Regions from separate parts of the Mus musculus genome. Here all the other regions are linked to region 3. The links are chromatin loops, found by intact Hi-C in ENCODE. Cell type or tissue: heart. All regions are shown on one strand. Each heading gives the region's core, and the rest is flanking DNA. Links, peaks and the distances in the headings are about the cores only.

Region 1 (7,543 bases), core at 1,263-6,262, 340 kb after region 3:
TTGGTCATGACCTGCCAGCTGAGGATGTTTGACCAGAGTCACAGTCCTGAGCAGGAAATTGCTCCTGTCAGAGGGATTTCAATTTTATTTTTTATTTTGTTATTATTTTTTTTTTGGAGACGGGCTCCCATGAGTCTCACAATGGCCACGCACTCACTATATAGCCAAGGGTGATCTTGAACTCCTACTCTTCCCGTCTCCACCTCCTAAGTGCTGGGCTGAGAGGTGTGCACCACCAGGCCCGGTGGATGGAACCAGGGCCTCGGACATGACAGATGACAGCTCTACCCACTTAGCCACAGCTTCACCCAGCACAGAGAAATCTCTCTTCTCATGGTACCCTATTTCGGTTGTGGATGGACTTGTGGGGATAGGATTCCATCTTTTTACCACCACAGACTGTAGCTCGTTCTCTCCTATCTGCCATCTGTCTGTCTGTTCTCTTGGCTTCGGACTTCTGTTTATTTTTTTTGGCATGTTTTTAATGGTGGATATTACTTAAACCTAATAATGAACCCATTATTATGATATTTCCATACATGTATTATTTATTTTGATCGTATCCTCCGTCATTCTCTCTTGTCCCCTCCCACTTCAGCTGATTTCCTTCCTTTTCCTACCCAGTCTACCTTCTACTCCCATGTCTGATTTCTGACAGACCACAGAATTCTATCAGGGCTGAGATGAGAGGCAATTACAGGAGTGTGGGCCGCTGACTGTGGCTATATCACTGAAGAAATTGCTATCCTGTCCCAGGAGACCTTGAACTGTCTATCAATCCCAGGAAGGGGTGGGGCCTCATGAGCCCCTCCCCCTCCAATTGTTAACTCTATTAGTCACCAGGAAGGGGTGGGGCCTCACGAGCTCCTCCCCTCCCAACTCTATCAGTCACCAGGAAGGGGCGGGTCCTCATGAACCCCATCCCCTTACCTCTGTTGATTGTTTCAGAAAAGGCCTGTGCATCAGACTGATTCGTTTCAACATATATTATTCATGCCTTGGCATCTCTTTCTTATTGAATAGACTTTATTTTTAAGACTGTGGTTAAGCACAGCACACAGTCTACCATCCCTGCCATTGTGAGTGTTTTAACTATTGCTAAGTGTATTCATGGCCCCAGAACCAATACCCACCTTCCAGAACTTTTTCATCATTTACATTACACCCACCACCCTCTGGCCCCAGGCCTTGGCAGTACCCCCCTCTCTCTCTGATTTGACTTTACCTGCAGTACTTTAGGGCTAAGTCAAGAGCTAAGTAACTGACCTTTTTGGGTGGATTTCTTTCGATCGGCTGGGATCACCATTACCAAGCTCAAATAAAAGAAGGGCTAGCGTTGGTGGCCAATGGGACAGGACTTCAGAGTGTACATTATTTAGGAAGGCGCCATTGTATCGAACATCCCCATGGCCCAATATTAGATCCAGCTTTGTGGGCGGTGGAGAATGTTGGTTGAGACATAATGGACTTGGAGGTCATCTCACCCCCTGGAAAATTGACGGTACATTACCAGAGAGTCAGGGACATATTTTTTTGAAGGCACAGCATCGTGATGTGTCTGGAGAGAAGGCTCAGAGGTTCAGAGTTCTTGCTGCACAAACATGAGGACCTGAGTTTGAGTCCCCAGCATTCAGGAAAGATCTGGGCTTGGCCAACCCTGGGCAGGAGAATTGCTGGGACTTCTGGCTGTCAGCCAAGCTCTGCATTCGGCAAGAGACTAGGTATCAGGGGAATGAGTGGGGAGTGTTAGCCTCCAGTGGCCTCCACACCTGTGACGGTATAAGCACCTGCATATGTAGAATTACAGGTGTGAGTACATCCCACATAGCACACACACTAAAAAAAGCTGAGTCTCAGGGCTAAGCTGTGTTCTCAGCACCCTAGTGCAGTGGTCACAACCCCTTTGGTAGTTGAATGACCCTTCCACAGGGGTTGCATATCACAATATCCTGCACATCAGATATTTACATTACAGTTCCTAACAGTAGCAAAATTACAGTTAACAAAGTAGCAAGGAAATAATTTTGTGGTTGAGGAATTGAGTTAAAGGGCCACGGCTTTAAGAAGGTTGAGAATTACTGGTCAAGTGGCTAACAGAGGCCACAGCACTGCCTGGTTCTCTCTCAGGAAAGTCAGTGCCCGAGTGCTGTCTCACACACATTCTTGGCCAACGATAGACTATGGCACAGGAGTCTGGTCTGAAATGCTTATCACGTCTGAAGGGTCTGCCTTCACTGTAGGGAGAGTCACTGGATTTGCGGGCTTCAAGAACTGCATTAGAGTTCACTAGAGGAACAGGACTGATAGAATCAATAGGTATCAAAGGAAGATTTGTTCGTCTGGCTTATCTGATACAGCCTGGGCAGTCTATAATGGCTGCCTGTATGCTGCCAAGGCCGAGAACCTGGTAGCAGCCCAGTCTATGAGGTGGGTGCTGCAAAGTCCAGATCTGAAGGCCTGGGGTGGGGGGATTTCTGGAGGGTCCCAGGTCTTCAATGCATGTCAGATAAGGATTGTAGGAACAACACAGGGGCAGTAACAGAGTGGAGGAGCTCTCCAGGAAGGGGCAAAGTCCCCCCGTGAATTTCCCCAGAAGCACGTCTCTCAGCTGATTCAAGTTCAAGTTCAAGTCCACAGTCAAGGTTAACCATCACAAGCACCATGGTAACAGAATGCTGCCTGCTCCCATGGTTCTCCCATGAAAAAGAAAGGCTGAATCATGCGATGCTGAGGAGTTAGAGGTCACGAATCTGCTCTTGGAGCCATTCCAGCCATGCCCAGAGTGTTCAGTCCATCTTTAAGGCTCAGGGTGGCAGAAGTTTGTATTAGTCAGCTCAAGTTACGTTTTGCTGTAGTGACTGCCTACGGTGGGTTGACTTGTAGGGTCTGTGGGGGATTGATGTGGGAAGACCCAGCCTGTAGTGGGCCACACCATTCCCTAGGCAGGGATCCAGAACTGTGGAGAAATGAGCATGCTGGCCTTCACTTCTTCATTCTTGACTGTGGTTGTCACGCGGCCAGCTGTTTGAGGTGTGTGTTCTAACTGCCCCACAAAGATGGGCTGTAATCTAGACCTGTAAACTCAACCCCTAGCTTCCAAAGCTCCCTTTTTTTTTTTTTTTTTGGTCAGGATATTTTATTATAGCAACAGAAACTAGGCCAGTCCTCAAAATACTCTCCCTACACTGTTCTAGGGATTTAAAAACATGGATGAAGATGTGGGAAATCGGACATAAGCTTCAAACGCAGGGGCAGACATCCAAGCAGGACCGGTCCGAGGCAGACAGCTGGACGTTAAAGGCACGATCGCCCCCTCGCGGACATGTGCGGTAATGACACAACGTCTGCAGCTGGGCGGGTCGTTTGCAGAGGGGAGGAAAGACGGAAGAGATTGAGTTTATTTGTGGGTGTGCACACGTGTTTACTCACAAGTCTGTGGATATGAGCCTAGAGAGGCCCCCAGGAAGGGACCCTGGTATTTCTGGCATCTCCACCCAGTCTTCTAGAAGGAATGGCCAGCGGCACTACTGGATGATATGGTGTCTTCAATTTATTTTTAGTTTATTTTCTTTTCTGTTTTTTATTTTTATTATTTATTTATTTATTTATTTTTTTGAGACAGGGTTTCTCTGTGTAGCCCTGGCTGTCCTGGAACTCACTCTGTAGATCAGGCTGGCCTCGAACTCGAACTCAGAAATCCACCTGCCTCTGCCTCCCGAGTGCTGGGATTAAAGGAGTGCGCCACCGCTGCCCGGCTTAGTTTCTTATTAAATTTATTTGATTTGTGTTTGTGTGAACGAGTGTGTGAGTATCCCGAGAGCAATAGGAGGCCAGAGGACATTGTGCAGGAGTCAGTTCCCTTTTTCTATCGTGTAGGCCCTAGAGATTAAACTCAGGTCATTAGGTGCAAAACTTCTTTACTTGCTGAGCCACCTCACAGCCCCTACCCTTCAATAATTTATTGTTACATATTTTTCTTAAAAAATGTTTACAACTTATTTTTATCTCTAGTGATTTCTAGGTGGATCTGAGCTTCATTTGTTGAATTGGTACTCTGGATAATTTTATTATTTTTTAAAAGAGAAATGCATTTATCCGAAACAATGACCCTTGTACTGGTGGAATTCCAGCCTATGAAGTCAGGCATAGACTCCAGCAGGCTGTGTTTCCTTGTCTGTGGCGCCGAGGCCCCCATTTTTCACTTCAAGGAACACTTTGCAGTCTAACCACACAGCGCTCACTTGCAGCCCTGTGCTGCCACCTAGCGTCCACGAGTGATATGGCCCCTGGGTTCAACTGTGTATATTCCCCAACTCCTCCCAGATCCGCTGTCATCCAAATCGTCTTACAACACCATGCCTTCTTTTTAAATTTTAAATAGCCCATCCAGTTTAATTTGGGGTGTCCATGTAGTACTTGGTGTGTGGCTATCCACTGGGGCATGGTCAGCCTGCGGGGTCAGGGGCATAGTTTAAAGAAAACTGCCTCTCCCTCCATCAGCAGCCATCAACTGTCCAGCTCCTCAGTTAGGGTGGGCTCATGAGCCCTTCCAACTCCTGCTGTAAGGTTGACTGGTCTGATTATAAGCAGCAGCCACAGGTGCTGTAGTTTATTAGTACCGAGATCCTGCTTCAGTCGTGCCTGACTTCTGGCTCTTACAGTCTTCCTTGTCTCCTCTTGGGGAGAGGGTTCCACCTTATTTTTTTGAGACAGGTTCTTCTATAGCCCTGGAGTTCAGTAAGTAGGCTGGCCACCTTGGGGATACATTGATCTCCACACCTCCCTCTCTCCAGGGCTAGATTATAGAACTTCATTTCCATGCCTGGACTTTAAGTGAGGGTGTGCAGAGCTCACTCAGGGAGCTTTGCTTGCTTAGCAAACACTTACTGACTGAGCCTCCCCTCCCCCCACAGCCTGGGTCTCTCTATGTAGCAGATCAAGGCTGGATTTGTGCTTATAATCCTCCTGCCTCAGCCTCCCCAGTATCTGAGATTTCATAACCTGCACCACGAGGTTCAGCTAGAGTGAGCAGTATCTGTTTTAATAAAAACTTAGGCTGGCTGTGGTGACAAAGGTCTTTTATCCAAGCACTTGGGAGGCAGAGGCAGAGGCAGAGGCAGAGGCAGAGGCAGAGGCAGAGGCAGAGGCAGAGGCAGAGGCAGAGGCAGAGGCAGAGGCAGAGGCAGAGGCAGAGGCAGAGGCAGAGGGAGAGGGAGAGGGAGAGAGAGAGAGAGAGAGAGAGAGAGAGAGAGAGAGAGAGAGACAGAGAGAGACAGAGAGAGACAGAGAGAGAGAGGCAGAGAGGCAGAGAGAGAGAGAGAGAGTGAGAGAGAGAGAGAGAGAGAGAGAGAGAAAGAGAGAGAGGCAGAGGCAGGCACATGCCCTTGAAACTAGCCTGGTCTACAGAGTGAGTTCCAGGACAGCTAGGGCTACACAGAGAAACACTGTCTCAAAAAACAAAACAAAACAAAACAAAACAAACAAACAAAACAAAACAAAAAACCAAACCAAACCAAACCAACCAACCAACCAACCAACCAACCAACCAAAAAAACCCAAACAAACCCCAAACCAAAATCCAAACCAAAACCCAAAACCCCAAAACCAAAACCAAAAACCAACCAACCCCTCCTCCCTCCCCCACTAAATGGGTGTGTGTGGACAGGGCTCAGTAGTGAATACACTTGTCAGTTTCTGATGACCCAAGTTCATCCTCTGGAACTCTTGTGGTGGAAGGTGAGGACCATTTCTTGAAAGCTGACGTCTGACCTCCACATGCACACAGCAGGATACACATTCAAACAAACAAACAAACAAACAAACAAACACATGAGAAAGGACAAGGCGATGGTTGAAGGGGAGGGGGATGCTAACTGCCTCGAGAGGTCACCATTTCACTCGTAATCTACGTACCAAATTGTTAAGGTGTGCATCACCCGACGAGGAAAAAAAAAAAAAAAAAAAAAAAAGGAACGGAATAAACCACACAGCCTGTGTACTTTGGAGTCTCCTCAGCAAGGGAGGTGGAGAGGAGGCCGGTGGGATTGAGGGATAGGCTGCACACACACAGAACCTGGATCCGTTTGAAGTCCTAATTAGAAACCAGCGTCTCTGTGGATGGTTGTGCTTTTCCTGAAGCGTGCTGGCTGGCCCAGCTGCTCCAGTGCTCGCTCCACAAACGTGAGGATCCATGTCTCGACTTGCGGATTCTAGGGTAGCGAGGAAGACCCCGTCTTAGGAAAACACATGTGAGTGGCACAGATTTGACTTAGGAGGTTAGAAGACCAACCAACAAGGGAGGGCACCAAGTTGATAATGGTGGGCAGACGAGAGGAGTTGGGAGCGGGAGGGGGAGCACATGTAGGAAGTTCTCAAAGAACTAATGAAAAATACATTAAAGCAGACAGTGGATGCTGCGTGATGGAGAAGATTAAGGTTGGTCTGCACATGCGCATGCAGGTTCGCACGCACCACCACCCCACCTTGCCACTGAAATTGATGGGCTATATTTAATTTTTTCAAATCCTTTCTGATTCTTAGAAGCTTTGCCTTATCAAGGATCATGATCTCCTGCTTCACTCTGACAAAGATGAAACGCAATAAACAAGATTTGCAAACTTCTCCTTTCTGAGTTTCCGGTAACCGTGGCGACCATGGTTCCAAATAAAGGGACAGCTCTTCCCCGGAATTCAGACCGGACCTTCTTTTCTCAGTTAGTTCTTTTTTATTTTCAAAAAATATGATTACTTTTATTACTTTTTCAAGAATTACATTTATATATTTTTCAGTGTCCCCCTTTTTTTTAAAAAAAAGAAATTAAACCACTTAGACTTATTTTATGAGTGTTTTGTCTACATGTATATATTTGCACCATATGCATGTTTGGTGCCTACAGAGGTCAAAAGGTGACAGAACTCCTGGAACTGGAGTTATGGATGGTTTTGAGCCACCACATGGGTACTGGGAATTGGCCGTTGGCCTCTCTGAATCTCCTCTGGTGTTCCCACTTTGTTCTCTAGTTTTTCCGTGGTCACGATCATCTCCTGGGGTAATGTCTCACTTCGTTTCCTGTCTAGCCGTTTTTCAGCCCATCCTGTGACCTTCATCCTTAGACTTCTTTTCTCTCTTCATCTCTGTCTTTCTCTCTCCCTCCATCTCTTTGTACCTCTCCCCTTCTTTCTCTCTTCCTTCACATTCTTTACATTTTATTAGCATCTCTTTACTAGCCTGTATTCATTGTACATACTGGGTTTATGACATTTTCACACACACACACACACACACACACACACACACACACACACACACACACACACCATTTTGATGATATTCACTCCCTTCCTGTCCCCTCCATTCCTGCAGATCCCCTCCCAACCAGTCCCCTCTCTACTTTGAAGCCTTTTGTTTTTAGTGACCCAGTGAGTTTTTTTTTCTTTTTCTTTTCCTGTTTACTTATTGATTTACATCCCAAACTCTGCTTCCTCTCTTGGTCCCTGCCTTACAGAGTCCAGTGAGTTTAATTATGGTCACTTAGGAGCATGGC
Region 2 (7,543 bases), core at 1,263-6,262, 64 kb after region 3:
TGGGCACCACCATACCTAGCTTTTTTTTTTTTTGGTTTTTTGAGACAGGGTTTCTCTGTATAGCCCTGGCTGTCCTGGAGCTCACTCTGTAGACCAGGCTGGCCTTGAACTCAGAAATCCGCCTGCCTCTGCCTCCCCAGTGCTGGGATTAAAGGCGTGCACCACCATGCCCATCTAGCTTTTTTATTTTTTTAAGTGGTTTTTTTTTTTTAGATGTTTATTGTTATACATAAGTACACTGTAGCTGTCTTCAGACACCAGAAGAGGGCGTCAGATCTCATTACGGGTGGTTGTGAGCCACCATGTGGTTGCTGAGATTTGAACTCAGGACCTTTGGAAGAGCAGTCGGTGTTCTTATCCACTGAGCCATCTCACCAGCCCCATACCTAGCTTTTTAACACAGGTGCGGGGGTTTGAACTCCAGTCCCTCTCTGACTGAGTCAGCTTCTCAGCCTCATGGGAGACTCCTCCCACCTCTCCTTTGAGCCAGGGTTTCTCAGTGTAGCCCTGGCTGTCCTGAAACTCACTCTGTAGACCAGGCTGGCCTTGAACTCAGACATCTGCCTGCCCCTCCGCCTCCTGAGTGCTGGGATCAAAGTTGTTTGCCACCATGGTAAGGAGAGAGGTTCTTATACAGGTTGTGGGGGCTGCTCAGGGTTGATATTGGAGAGTTCTCTATTCCAGGAGTGAATGCGTGAGTTCAGGGGTGATCACAGAGGTTCCTATGTTACAAGGGACTAAAGCAATATTTGATTATTATTCATTTTCTTCATCTCCCCCTCTCCAAGGCTGGGCTTACAGGCATGTACCTCTGCATCTATGGGGACAAGGGATTGAGCTTAGGGACTTGTGGCTTTGTGGCAACCACGTTACCCCTGATCTAGCTCTCCAACTTTAAGGTAATACTTAAGGAACCCAGAAGATGCTTGGTTAAGGGTCTATCCTTGTATTTGAGGGTCTCCGAACCAAGTATACTGTCTGAAGAGAAACGTGTATGGGCAGAGAGAGGGGTCCTACTGCAAAAGGGATAGGAGGTGGGATGGGCCAGTTCAGGCTCAAATCACCTAGTTGCAGCTGAGAACTCCCAAAATAGTCCATGAGTCAGAAGCAGCCCTCCCCATTCCCCCGGCGCTTCGGGTTCTAACCCACTTGTCCATTCCCCAGCCTAGAGCCCATCTCACCATCTTGGTTCCGGTCAAGGCTGTGAAACATGAGCAGAAGGCGCTGCTCCCGTTCCTGCAGGTAGCGAGTAAACTCCTCCAGGCTGAGGCCACCATCAGGATCAGCATCCCAGTCAGAGGAGACACCCTAGCAGAGGAAAAAAGGGGACACAGGGACTCCAGCAGACTGCACCCCCACAGGGCGTGTGTGGGGAAGACAGCTAGAATATGCCTCATGCCTCAGGAGCTCAGAGCCCCAGTTCCTCATGGAAGGGAGCAGCCCCAGGCCATAAGAAGAATCTGCCTCTTGTCTCAGTCCCTAGGCAGACTGAGGACTCTACAGAGTCACAGAGGCAGTTCAAGGTCATAGTACTGGGAAGTGGCAACCTGGGGGCACTTTTTGGTCAATTTTGAGACACCTGTCTCATATAGCCCAGGCTAGCCTCACATTCTCTGTACTGTAGGACGAGACCTTGAACTCTGATTCTCTCTCATTCATTACCTTGTTTCCCAAATTTGCCCACCCAGATTTTCCTTATAAAATCCTGTCTCCTTGGCAGTCTTGTTGAGGAGTGTGTGTGTGTGTGTGTGTGTGTTTGTCCTGTTAGAAACAGTCGTGGTTCATATAAGGCCCAACAGCCATGGGGCCTCTTTATATTCCTATCCAAAAGTTGGACCTTAGACTCAAGGTCAACAAAAATGCAATAGGTCTGTTTTAGGGAAGGCTAGGGGCTCCATGTCCCCTGTCACACGGAGAAAGGGCCAGTTTTTGCTGCTCCCCACTGCCACCTCCCATACTGGAGCTAGAACCTAGGACCTTTGCACATGCCAGGAAAGCACTTTACTGCTAAACTGCACCCCTACCTCAAATTCCTTCCTAGACAGGTCAGACCCCAGTAGAAGCAGAGTGACCTCAGATGGACTGACTCCCTAGCTGGAGCAGCCTGGGGCAACTGGCCAGGTCCGGGAAAGAGCCGGCTGGCAGCAAATGTAAATAAGAGACTAGGAGAGCTGGCTAGGGGCTCTGTGTGTGCTCCAGCAAGGATGTGAAGTTGTGTTAGCTGCAGGTGGGAGCGGGTCACCCCTCGGATTGTGCACAGAGCAGAGGAGGGTTTGGCTCTGGGCCGTGGAGGGGAAAGCGTCCCGCTCTGCAGTCCATCCCCCCCAGTAGGCATCCCACAGGGGGTGGGGGAGGGGGCGGTGGGGGGGGGAGGGGCCGCTGGGTCCTGGCAACCGCAGCCACTGCAGGCCTGGAGCCTTGGCAGCCCTGTTTCGCGACGTCAGGCCAGACGCGGGTGGACAGAGGGAAGGGAACCTAGACAGAGGTGGTGGGGTCCAGCCAACAGGTAGCCTGTGGCTGCCGTAGCCGCGGCATTAAGGGGCACCGGTTACGGCGCGGGCGGATCCTGCCGCGGTGGTCGCTGCCCATAGTACCTGCTGTGCACGGTCCGGATCTCCCCTTCCCAGCCTGGCCAGCCCCTGGCGCAACTCGTGCACGTCCACGCGGCCGTCCTTGTTGCTGTCTAGTTCCTCGAACAGGCGACCCCAGCGCTGCCGCCGCTCCGCGTCGCTTGAGCCCCCCCGCATGGCGCCCGCCCAGGGGGGAGGGGAGGCCCCGCAGCGACGGCCTCGGCGGGGGCTTTCTGGCTCCCCCTCCCCCCCGGGGTCCCCACAAAGCCAGCTCCCGCGCCCACCCGCACCGCAGCCTCTTCAGTGCGGGGCCGAGCTCCGGCACTTGCTGGAAGTGATAAATGCTAGTCGTCCCCGCCCGCGCCAGAACTTGGTCTCCTCCTCCGACCCGCATTACTTGGGGGAGGGGGCTGGGGGCGGAGCAGGGGGCGTGGGGAAGCATTCTAGGAGGCTCTGGTTTTGCACATCTGACAGCGCATTCCTGGGACGGTAGGAGAGGCAACCGTCTTAGTACTCTGCTTGCCTCAGTTTACCCTTTTTTCCTTAAATGGTTTTGGTAGGGAATTGTCAGGAATTGGATTCGTAATCTTGTTCATTTACACCTTCCTCTCTAACGGATCACTTATCAGAAATTCAAGTTTTTGCTTCTCCCAGGTCTACGCAAAGAATTCTGAACCAGTTTAAAAGCTTCTTTCGCCCGCCTGCTCTAGTTAGATTCCCCAGTCGATGATAGAAACAGCAGATCAACAAAGAGGTGTGGGCTCCCTCCCCAACACTTCATTCCGCCCGCGCGCCTCCTTTTCTTGGTGACACTCGGAGAGAGAAACGCAAGGTCAACGAGCGGCGCGGCTGCAAAGTTAAATCCTTATTGGTCAATGCGCCCTAGCTGCGGCGGTCCGCTCTACCTAGGCGGGGCTTCCCGGTTGACCCGCCGCGGCCTCCTGTCCCGCAGCTCGCAGCCCGCTAGGCATTCTTAAAGGGGCCGCGCCCCAATTCAGACTCTCTGAAGGCTGCTCTTTGCAGACCTGCCTGGAAAGGGAGTCGCGGACCAGTATCTCCCGCGCCACTAAAGATAACGATCAGGAGGAGGGGCTCTGGAGGCGGGGCCTCAGCCGGCGGCTGTGGTTGCACCTGCTGAAGTCCCGCCCACAAGTTTCGGGTGCAGTTTTTCGTCTCACCGTCAGGGGGAAGGGCGTCCGTCTGACCGCGAATAATAAATAAGAGCTCACATTGAGTGCGTTGCGCATGCCAGAGCCCTTCACTCGCTGCTCAGTAACGAACCTACCCCAAACCCTGTGAGGTAGGTAGGTGACACTAGCTTTTCCCACGCTACAGTGGAGAAATCAAAAGCTTCAAATCTTAGTCTGGATTCCCATTTAGGGCCAGAGCAGAGATTTAAACAGAGTTTAAACCACCACTCCCAGGAAGGGACGACGCCTCATTTATTTATTTATTTATTTATTTATTTTTCTTGTTCAAAGACACAGTCTCTCTATGTAGCCACGGAATTTACTATGTAGACCGGGCTGATCTGGACCTCACAGAGCTCCACCTGGGATCTAAGGCGTATGCTACACTACAATGGGTGTTGTATATAGCCTTGTATGTGCTAGATAAACTAGCCACAGAACTCCAGCTGCAGCTCTATGGCTATTGTTGTTATTGTCCTTTTGAGCCAAGGTCTCTGTAGCCTCGCTGGCCTTGAATGTGCAGCAGTTCGCCTGCTTCGGAATCCCAGTTGCTGGGACGGCAATCACGTGCCATCATATCCGGTGCATGACCACCTTTTACCCAAAGATACATCCAGAGGTCATGCGGTCCCCACCCAAGCTGTGCCCATACATCTGTGGTGAACAGGTGAAAGTCCCACCCACTCCCTCTACCAGCTACCAGATGTTTCCATGCATAAGAGTTTCTGTGTGGGTGCCGTGGGACATCACTACTTCTGCGCAGACGCCCCAAATCCATGCTTCCTCACAGACACTTCCCTGGCAGGTGGACCTCATACGGATGTTCTTCAGTGTGGACATAAGGCCTTCCGTTAAGCTGGGCGAGATTCTGCACAGATCTTTGTCCGGTTTTTTTTTTTTTTTTTTTTTTTTTTAATACCGCACGGGTTTAATCTAAGCAGGTGTTCTGATTACACTCTGACTACAAGCCTACATGTATCTTTCTACAAAACTAGTCCTGTACAGGTTGGTTGATTTTTTTGGTTATGGGATGAAAATGGAACCCAGGGGTCTCAGGCATGCTAAGGAGGAATTCATGGCTGAGTAAGGGGCGATCCAATCACTAAGACATTCTTGGAAGGCGACCTTCACTAGGCCATTTAAGGCAGGGGTTCTGGCCCCGAGCCACGCTCCCAGCCCCTTTTACTTTTGAAATAGGGTTTATTCAGGCTGGCTTTGAACTTGGGGTCCTCCTGCCTCAGCCTCCAGAATACATTTAGAATACAGGTTAGCATTCCCAGGTCTGACTTCAGGGTGTGAGTTCTTCAGTGTTTCCCATCGGAGCCCGCCTCTTATAAGTGTGTATCTTTCTGGAGTGTCGCCACGCCCCCCGCCGGGGTATGCACCCCTGTGCTTACACCTGCTCATTTCCGCCCTCTGCGGTGCTCCGGGTCGCAATGGGGTTCCCGTTACAGGTGCTCTGGCGGCGCGGCCCCGCCCTCTTCGCCCCGCCCCTCTCAGCCAGGCTCAGGTGCACAAGCCGGAAGTGCGCTCTTTGCCCAGGTGGGTGACTAAACTTTCCGGGTCACGTGAGCGGGCGGGGCGGGTGGGATCTGGAGCGACCGGGTGAAGGACGGAGACTCGGGGTTCCAGCTGGGAACCCGGGATTGGGAACCTGAGCGAAGTCCCTCTCAGACGCTGGAGTCAGGTAGGGAGGCAGGGCGCGCAGCCTGTCCTGTCCCCACCTCCTCCTTCCCTTTTCCTGGCCCAAGAATGCGGTCGGGGAGTTAATCTTTAATCTCTGACCCTTGGCGCCGAGGGCGGGGAGCGCACTCCAAGATTGGGTTGCCTGTCGCTGGGCCCCGAGCCTGAGTCCAGCCCCTCACCCTATGCTGCGCCCTCTCCCCCCCACCCCGGTCTGGTCCCCAGGTCCTGGGTCGCAGGTGCCCTCCTCGACCCAAGATGCGGTAGGAATTGGCGCCTTGGGGAAGTCCTGTCCTTGGCGTCACCAACTCGTCGCCTAAACTCATGGCGACCCCAGGCCTGGGGGTGCTCTTGGCGTTTGGTTTGCCGATGCTGCCCTCCGGCTGGAGCCTAACAGGTAGGTACTGTCCGGGGCAGCGCTCGGGTGGGAGGAGGGTTCCCGGGTTGAACTCAGAAGTGCCGGGCATTTGCGACCCAGAGAGGGCGACAGGTCTGAGGAATGAGCTTGGAATGCGTTTGGAGACCAAGTTTGAAAGCTTCAGGGCTGAATTTCAAATTAGTTTAGCTGACCTGCGAACTTTTTTTTTTTCCAGTTTTTTTTTCTCCAGTTTTTTTTTTTTTTTCTTTTAACGTTGCTGAGGCTCGAACCAGCGTTTTTCTGAACGCTCCGTACCCGCAGCCTAGAATTCCTGAGTCCTTAAGTCTTGTGGAATTTAGGAGCTGGGGGTTGTTGGGCAGAGCCCAGAGGTGGAGGAGGGGAGGGAGAGCCTGGGCACCTGAGTCTGCATAGTTGAGAGTCTTAAGCAGTCAGGGGGACCTGGAGGGAGCCCAGCTGACAGGGCTGGCCCTCCGTAGGTGTGGACCCAGCCAGACCTTCCCTCAGTCTCTAGTTCCAGTTTCGGGAGCCTGGGGGGTGGGGGGACCTTGTGAGTCACATACTCCTGGGAAAGGTTGAGCCCCGCCCAGGTCCTTAAGGGTTCTGGGCCGGAGTGATGGTGGAGGGGGACACGGTTCTGGAAGCCATCTATTCTAATAGGCTAACAATGGTGACTCTGGGTGGTCAGATTATTACCTGCTGGGCTGAGGGTGGCCAGAGAAACCAGCATCACACCCGAGGGTGGAGTGGGTGGCCTGGCTGTACTTGCTGCCTCAATTCCAGCTGGAGACTTTGGAAGGCGTTTTGCAAGGTCTGACTGAGTGGTGTGTAAGTGATAACTAGTGAAGAAGACCCCAGCATGGATTTTTTTTTTCTCTTTCTGTTCCACAGCACCGGACCCTTTCACAAATAGCACAACTCAACCCCCAGGTGATGAGTCCAACGGGGGCCTGGTGAGTTGGGAAGGTGTAAGAAGGAAGAGCAAGTGTGTGAGACCAGAGTAGTATGGGACAAGTGGAGAGACATTACTATTAAAAGACCATGTGCGCCGGGCGGTGGTGGCACACGCATTTAATCCCAGCACTTGGGAGGCAGAGGCAGGCGGATTTTTGAGTTCAAGGCCAGCCTGGTCTACAAAGTGAGTTCCAGGACAGCCAGGCCTATACAGAGAAAAATAAAAGGCCATGTGCTAGGCAGATGCCCTGACTTTTAAATTATTTTTTTTATTGCCTGGGCAGTGGTGGCACACGCCTTTAATCCCAGCTCTTGGGAGGCAGAAGCAGGTGGATTTCTGAGTTCAAGGCCAAGCCTGGTCTACAGGGCTACACAGAGAAACCCTGTCTCGAAAAACTATATATATATATATATATATATATATATATATATATATATACACACACACATACATACATACATACATACATACATGGTTTAGTGGTTTAGTGTAGCTCAGGCTGGCCTCAAACTTCCTCTGTAGTCAGATGACCTTGGATCTTGGATTCTGGATCCTTCTGCTGGGTTAACATGTGTCCGCTATCATGCTGGGTCTATGGGGTGCTAGAAGTCAAACCCAGAGTTTTGTGCATGCCAGGCACGCACTCTACCCACAAAGCCACGCCAGTGGGACTTCTGTGTCCCAGAAAGGTAGCAAGCCATCTCTCCATAACAGTGGACAAGAAATTGTGTCTTGCTGGGAGTGGTAACCCATACATTCCAGGAAGAGA
Region 3 (5,000 bases), core at 1-5,000:
TTGCTAGGAATTGAACTCAGGACCTCTGGAAGAGCAAGCTGCCAGTGCTCTTAAACTCTGAGCCATCTCTGCAGCCCGACATTTCTTTATGGTTTTTCGAGACAGGGTTTCTCTGTATAGCCCTGGCTGTCCTGGAGCTCACTTTCTAGACTAGGCTGGCCTCGAACTCAGAAATCCGCCTGCCTCTGCCTCCCGAGTGCTGGGATTAAAGGTGTGCGTCACCCCCACCCCCACCCCCACCCCCGGCTCCAACATTTCATTTTTAAAATAGTTGATTTGGGAAGCATGTGCCTGCCATAGTGATGTGTGGAAGTCAGAGGACAGTTTGTAAACATCGGTTCTCTGTTGACACCTTGTAAGGAGTGGTGATTGAACTTGAGGTCATTAGACTTGGTGGCAAACCCCTCTTCCCACCAAGCCATCTTACTGTCCCACGTGCCATTCTTCGGTATATCTTGTTGCTGGTCACATATGTTCAGTCTAAGATCCACCACCTAGCACTGCGTGGCATTTTCCTAGTTGCATCTTACTGTTGTGTGAATGCCATGACATGTGGAGTTCAGGGGACAGTGTTCAAGAGGCGATTCTCTCCTACCATGTAGTTCCTGGGACCTGATGTATTACAGTAGTCGGTAAAAATTGAATTGGTGTGGTGTAAGCACTGCAGACCTCTCATCCCGGCACTTGGCCAGCACAGATGGGGGAATCAGGAGTTGAAGGTCGTCCCTTCGAGGCTAGCCCGGGCTGCATGTGATCCTGTCTGGAAAAAAAAAAAAAAGCAAAAACAAAACCCTGTTTTTTACTACGGAGGAGATTGAATCACAGAGAGGTTCCCCAGCCCCATGGGAAAGATTGTCAGAGTAAGTGTATCTTATGAAACTTGGGAGCTGGAAGAAAACATCATGGGCTGGAAGCTAAAATGCTAGGAGTGTCTAATCTCAGTCCTGGAAGCAGGAAGGCCAGGAATAGCCAGGGCCTGGAAGGTGACATTTTTGTGTTGCTATCAATTCCTGATGCTAATGGCTTCTACACCTTTGGTTTCCTGGAATTGCTGGTGCTCCTAGGTATGAAGCCTGGGCTCTTAGGAAAGTGTTCAGCCAACAGAGCTCCTCCTTTTTTTCTTTGAAGACATTATCTTAGTTTGTAGCCCTTTTACTTTTGCCTCTCTTCATAAGAGCATAGATCCCATGGTAGGGGGTCCCTCACAACTCCATAAATCATCTCACGACTGGTAAGGGCTTCAACCTAGGAATTTGGGGAAAAACAGCCCAGGCCTCTACTCCTACCCACATATACTGCTTTCCCTAGAGTCAGCAATGGAGAGGGACCGCTACATGAGCCCCATGGAGGCCCAAGAGTTTGGCATCTTGGACAAGGTCTTGGTCCACCCACCTCAGGACGGGGAGGATGAGCCAGAACTGGTACAGAAGGAGACTGCCACAGCGCCGACGGATCCTCCTGCCCCGACAAGCACCTAAGGAGTGGAGACCAGACTGAAACTTCCTCTGCTGGGCCCAAGAACAACCCCTAGAGGAGATGTGGATTGAGGTTGCCCTCAGAGCAGGGCAGACTGCCTGAGACACTGTGATTTAAATTAAATCTTTGTAGTCTTTGTCCCATGTCTGAAGCACCTTCCATTACTTCTCCAAGACAGCAGGCCTCCTTCACCTTGACAAACCACTTCAGTAAGCAAACCCTGGCTCTCCTGGAACTAAACCAATCTAGCCTCAGACTCAGGTACCCACCTGCCTCACCTCCTGAGTGCTAGGATTAAAGGTGTACACCACCACACCTGACTTCAACAGACTTAAGCCATATACTACCCCAAAGTCAGTGGGTAGAAATATGATTTCATACATCTTTGGTTATGTGTGGGTTTGTGCATGGTGAGTGCAGTACCCATGGCCAGAAGAGGATGTTGGGTCCCCTGGGGCTTCCCTGTGGGTGCTGGGACTTAAGAGTACATTCTTACCTGCCGATCCTGGGCTTGGCCCCTTAGAGAGTTAAGAGTTAGGGTGGAGGGTCTACCAGAATCTACCACCAACTTTGGGTTGATCCTCAGACCCATGAGACCTGACACTGGTGACTCACCAGGTGACAAAGTCCTGGCATTTTGTTGCAGGCTCCAAAAGCCAGCTGAAGCCAGAGAGAATGTCAGGACATGTTTATGGAGTTTTACTAGAACTAGAAGCAGAGGATCCCAGTTTATGGGATGGAGGCAGGTGCCACATGACCCTATGGAGGTCAGAGGGTCGCAAATGCAGGAGTTGCTTTTTCTGCTTGCACCATGTTTGGGGGTCCTGAGGTCAAACCAAAGACTCTTAGCAAGTGCTGAGCCATTTTCCTAGGCCCAGTTTATTAGTGTGGAAGGAAGTAGACTCTTTTTAGATTTAACACAAAACATTTGAGGTGGGGGTTGTATTATTTGGTCTTATTTGTTTGGATGTCCTATTTTGTGGGCAACATCTGAAATTCAGGTTAGCCTCAAACTCAAGGGCTGACCTTGGAGTTAGTTATCCTCCTTTCTCCACCAGGGTGTGCTGTTTGACAAGCGCTAAATTTGCGCTAGGCTGATTGAACTTCTAACCTTGGCTTTGCCCCCACGTGACCTCCAGCCTCCGTTCGCCCTAGTTCTGCACCTACTGCTTGAGACCTTGCTCAGGGCCGAGAGGCGGGACAAGCGGTAGACTGACTTAAAGCACAGCTAATAGAGCCAGTAGCTGATGGGCGTGGTGCGGTGTCAGCCAATAGCTTGCGGGGGTGTGGCTCAGCCTGCTGTGGTCAATCCCTGAAGATGGCGGGCAGCAGGAGGCTAGCGATGCGGTTGCTTTCTGGGTGCGCCTGGGTGCGCGGCTCAGACTCTGCCGTGCTGGGCCGCCTGCGTGATGAGGCCGTGGTGCATCCAGGCTTCCTGAGCCAGGAGGAGGAGGACACGCTAACACGCGAACTGGAGCCCCAGCTGCGGCGCCGGCGCTACGAGTACGACCACTGGGACGCGGTGAGTGGGCGGAGCGGCGAGCTAAGGGGACGCCCACTGGGACATAGTGAGGGGGCGGGGTCCTCGGAGGGGTAGAGTGAAGAGCTAGGCTTGCTTGGCCAGGTTGGGGACAGTGTGTTTTGGGCAGTCCCCGATGTAGGTTCGGGTGGGACCAAGTTTCTCTGGTGTGGGACATGGCGGGTGCTGGGCAATTCGATGAGTGACAGTTGGTCAGGAGGTCTTGTGGGAATGGGGCTGATCTTGATGCCAGAGCTGAGTCCAGGGGAAGGCCTGCTGCTGCGGGCTTGTGGATGGTACTTAGAGCAGGGGAAGGGACCAGAGCCGGAGAAGGTGAACTGGCAACGTTGAGCTCAGAGCAGCGCAGTATTACAGTGGGGGCAAATCACTGCTGGGCTTTACTAAGAACAGGGGCTGTAGTGTGGGGCTGGGCCTGGAATCAGAAGGGAGGGTTTTGGTGGGCACCAAGGAATGCGTAGTGAGGACAAAGATGTCACTTCAGACATGAAGTTCTGGAACACTTCAGGGGCATTGGTGACAAGATTAGAAATAAAAAGCAGACTTGGGAGAGGGAGTGCCAGCAGTTGGGAGTTTCACTAGGGACTTGAGTGGGATCAAATAGAGACAGGAGACCGAGATACTGAATATTAGGGTGGCCAGCACCAGGGACCACTGGGAAACGAAACGTGAAGACCAGATGCGTGGTTGAAACCTCACTGATAATGAGCTAAAGTTGGAAAGACTGCCTGCCCTGTACTGCACCCCTCGGTACCTCATTTTCCTGTCCTGGGAGTTCCCAGTTATGACTTGAGCTCTCTATTCAGGCCATCCATGGCTTCAGGGAGACAGAGAAATCCTGCTGGTCTGATGCAAGCCAGGTCATCCTGCAGCGGGTTCGGGCGGCTGCATTTGGTCCTGACCAGAGCCTGCTATCCCCAGTACATGTGTTGGACCTGGAACCTCGGGGCTACATCAAGCCTCATGTTGACAGTGTCAAGGTGGGCAGAAGGCATTCCATCAGAACTCCTAGCTAGGTTGTCGGTGGACAGGGGGGCAGAACTAAGCCTGACACCCCAATATACACAGCATACATACCCCTTTTCCAGTTCTGTGGATCTACCATTGCTGGCCTTTCCCTGTTGTCTCCAAGTGTTATGAAGCTGGTGCATACACAGGAACCTGAGCAGTGGCTGGAACTGTTGCTGGAGCCAGGGTCTCTCTATATCTTAAGGTACGACGTAACCCAAAGTCCTCAGGTGAGGCCGAGGGTTTCTAACAGTCACCACCACCACTCAGAAAAAGTATAGAAATGCTGAAGGGACAGTCTTCCCTCCATCCACCCACTCAGCTTCTCTCTTCTTGCAGGGGTTCAGCCCGATATGACTTCTCCCATGAGATCCTTAGAGATGAAGAATCATTTTTTGGGGAGCACCGGGTTCCCCGGGGCCGACGCATCTCAGTGATTTGCCGCTCCCTCCCTGAGGGGATGGGGCCAGGAAGGCCAGAAGAGCCACCTCCAGCCTGCTGACCTCCCACATATCCTCCATATTTGTGAATAAAGTAGGGAAAATGCTGTCATGGGATCTTCAAATGACCGTCTGCCAGGGCTGGGGCTCTTAAGAGACGATCAGGGTCTCAGGATTCACATAGCATGGTGGCTGCCAGGGTGCACCTGATCACACACACTCTTAAGGCCACGAGAATATCATTTATTGCATCCACTGCTGATTAAAAAAAAAAAAAAACTAACAAGCAAGCAAAGAAAGAAACAAAAAACCCTGGTCCTTTCCCTTCTTATCTTTACCTATGCAAATTTCTAGTAATGTCACCTGAGCCTTTCAAAGCCCAGCCTGTCTCATGCTTGTGATTCTGAGACACCAGACTGGCCTCCTTCAGCCACCACAGCCACAAGCTGCAGCTGAGAGCTGAGGCAGCTGCTGCCAATGGTGCTGATCATCAAGGAAGGTCACATCAGCATAGCTGGTGGGCTGGCAGCAGGGTCGGC

The links. Hi-C counts contacts between places; a loop is a spot of excess contacts. Peaks named below come from ENCODE experiments on the same cell type or tissue, not always from the same donor. Only the 100,000 strongest peaks of a DNase experiment are listed, where the experiment ranks them.
Region 1: a loop joins it to region 3, with 7 times the contacts of the local background. A loop is called at or near these places in 20 of 42 quality-filtered maps.
Region 2: a loop joins it to region 3, with 2.2 times the contacts of the local background. A loop is called at or near these places in 5 of 42 quality-filtered maps.

What each region holds. Positions count from the first base shown.
Region 1 is chr17:57,331,618-57,339,160 of GRCm38, forward strand. No RefSeq gene overlaps it. Among named protein-coding and RNA genes, the nearest start is that of Adgre1, 23 kb to the right of the region's middle. In heart, for the core only: CTCF peaks have their summits at 3,326 (motif pointing left) and 4,265 (motif pointing left); DNase peaks (open chromatin) are centred at 3,334 and 4,274; H3K27me3 peaks cover 396 bases.
Region 2 is chr17:57,056,927-57,064,469 of GRCm38, forward strand. Slc25a23 (solute carrier family 25 (mitochondrial carrier; phosphate carrier), member 23) reads right to left here and starts at 2,937. Exons shown (of 10, transcript NM_025877.4): 1 at 2,595-2,937; 2 at 1,182-1,308. The coding sequence starts at 2,747. It overlaps Crb3 (crumbs family member 3), which reads left to right and starts at 5,305. Exons shown (of 4, transcript NM_177638.5): 1 at 5,305-5,447; 2 at 5,669-5,840; 3 at 6,711-6,772. The coding sequence starts at 5,768. In heart, for the core only: a CTCF peak has its summit at 3,741; DNase peaks (open chromatin) are centred at 2,235, 2,805, 3,545, 3,685 and 2 weaker places; H3K4me3 peaks cover 4,126 bases; H3K27ac peaks cover 1,714 bases; H3K27me3 peaks cover 2,130 bases.
Region 3 is chr17:56,994,570-56,999,569 of GRCm38, forward strand. Clpp (caseinolytic mitochondrial matrix peptidase proteolytic subunit) reads left to right here. Exons shown (of 6, transcript NM_017393.2): 6 at 1,309-1,802. The coding sequence ends at 1,478. It overlaps Alkbh7 (alkB homolog 7), which reads left to right and starts at 2,770. Exons shown (of 4, transcript NM_025538.3): 1 at 2,770-2,998; 2 at 3,820-3,993; 3 at 4,102-4,226; 4 at 4,361-4,771. The coding sequence starts at 2,795. The coding sequence ends at 4,523. Pspn (persephin) reads right to left here. Exons shown (of 2, transcript NM_008954.3): 2 at 4,744-5,000. The coding sequence ends at 4,888. In heart, for the core only: a CTCF peak has its summit at 2,534; a DNase peak (open chromatin) is centred at 2,692; H3K4me3 peaks cover 1,624 bases; H3K27ac peaks cover 1,373 bases.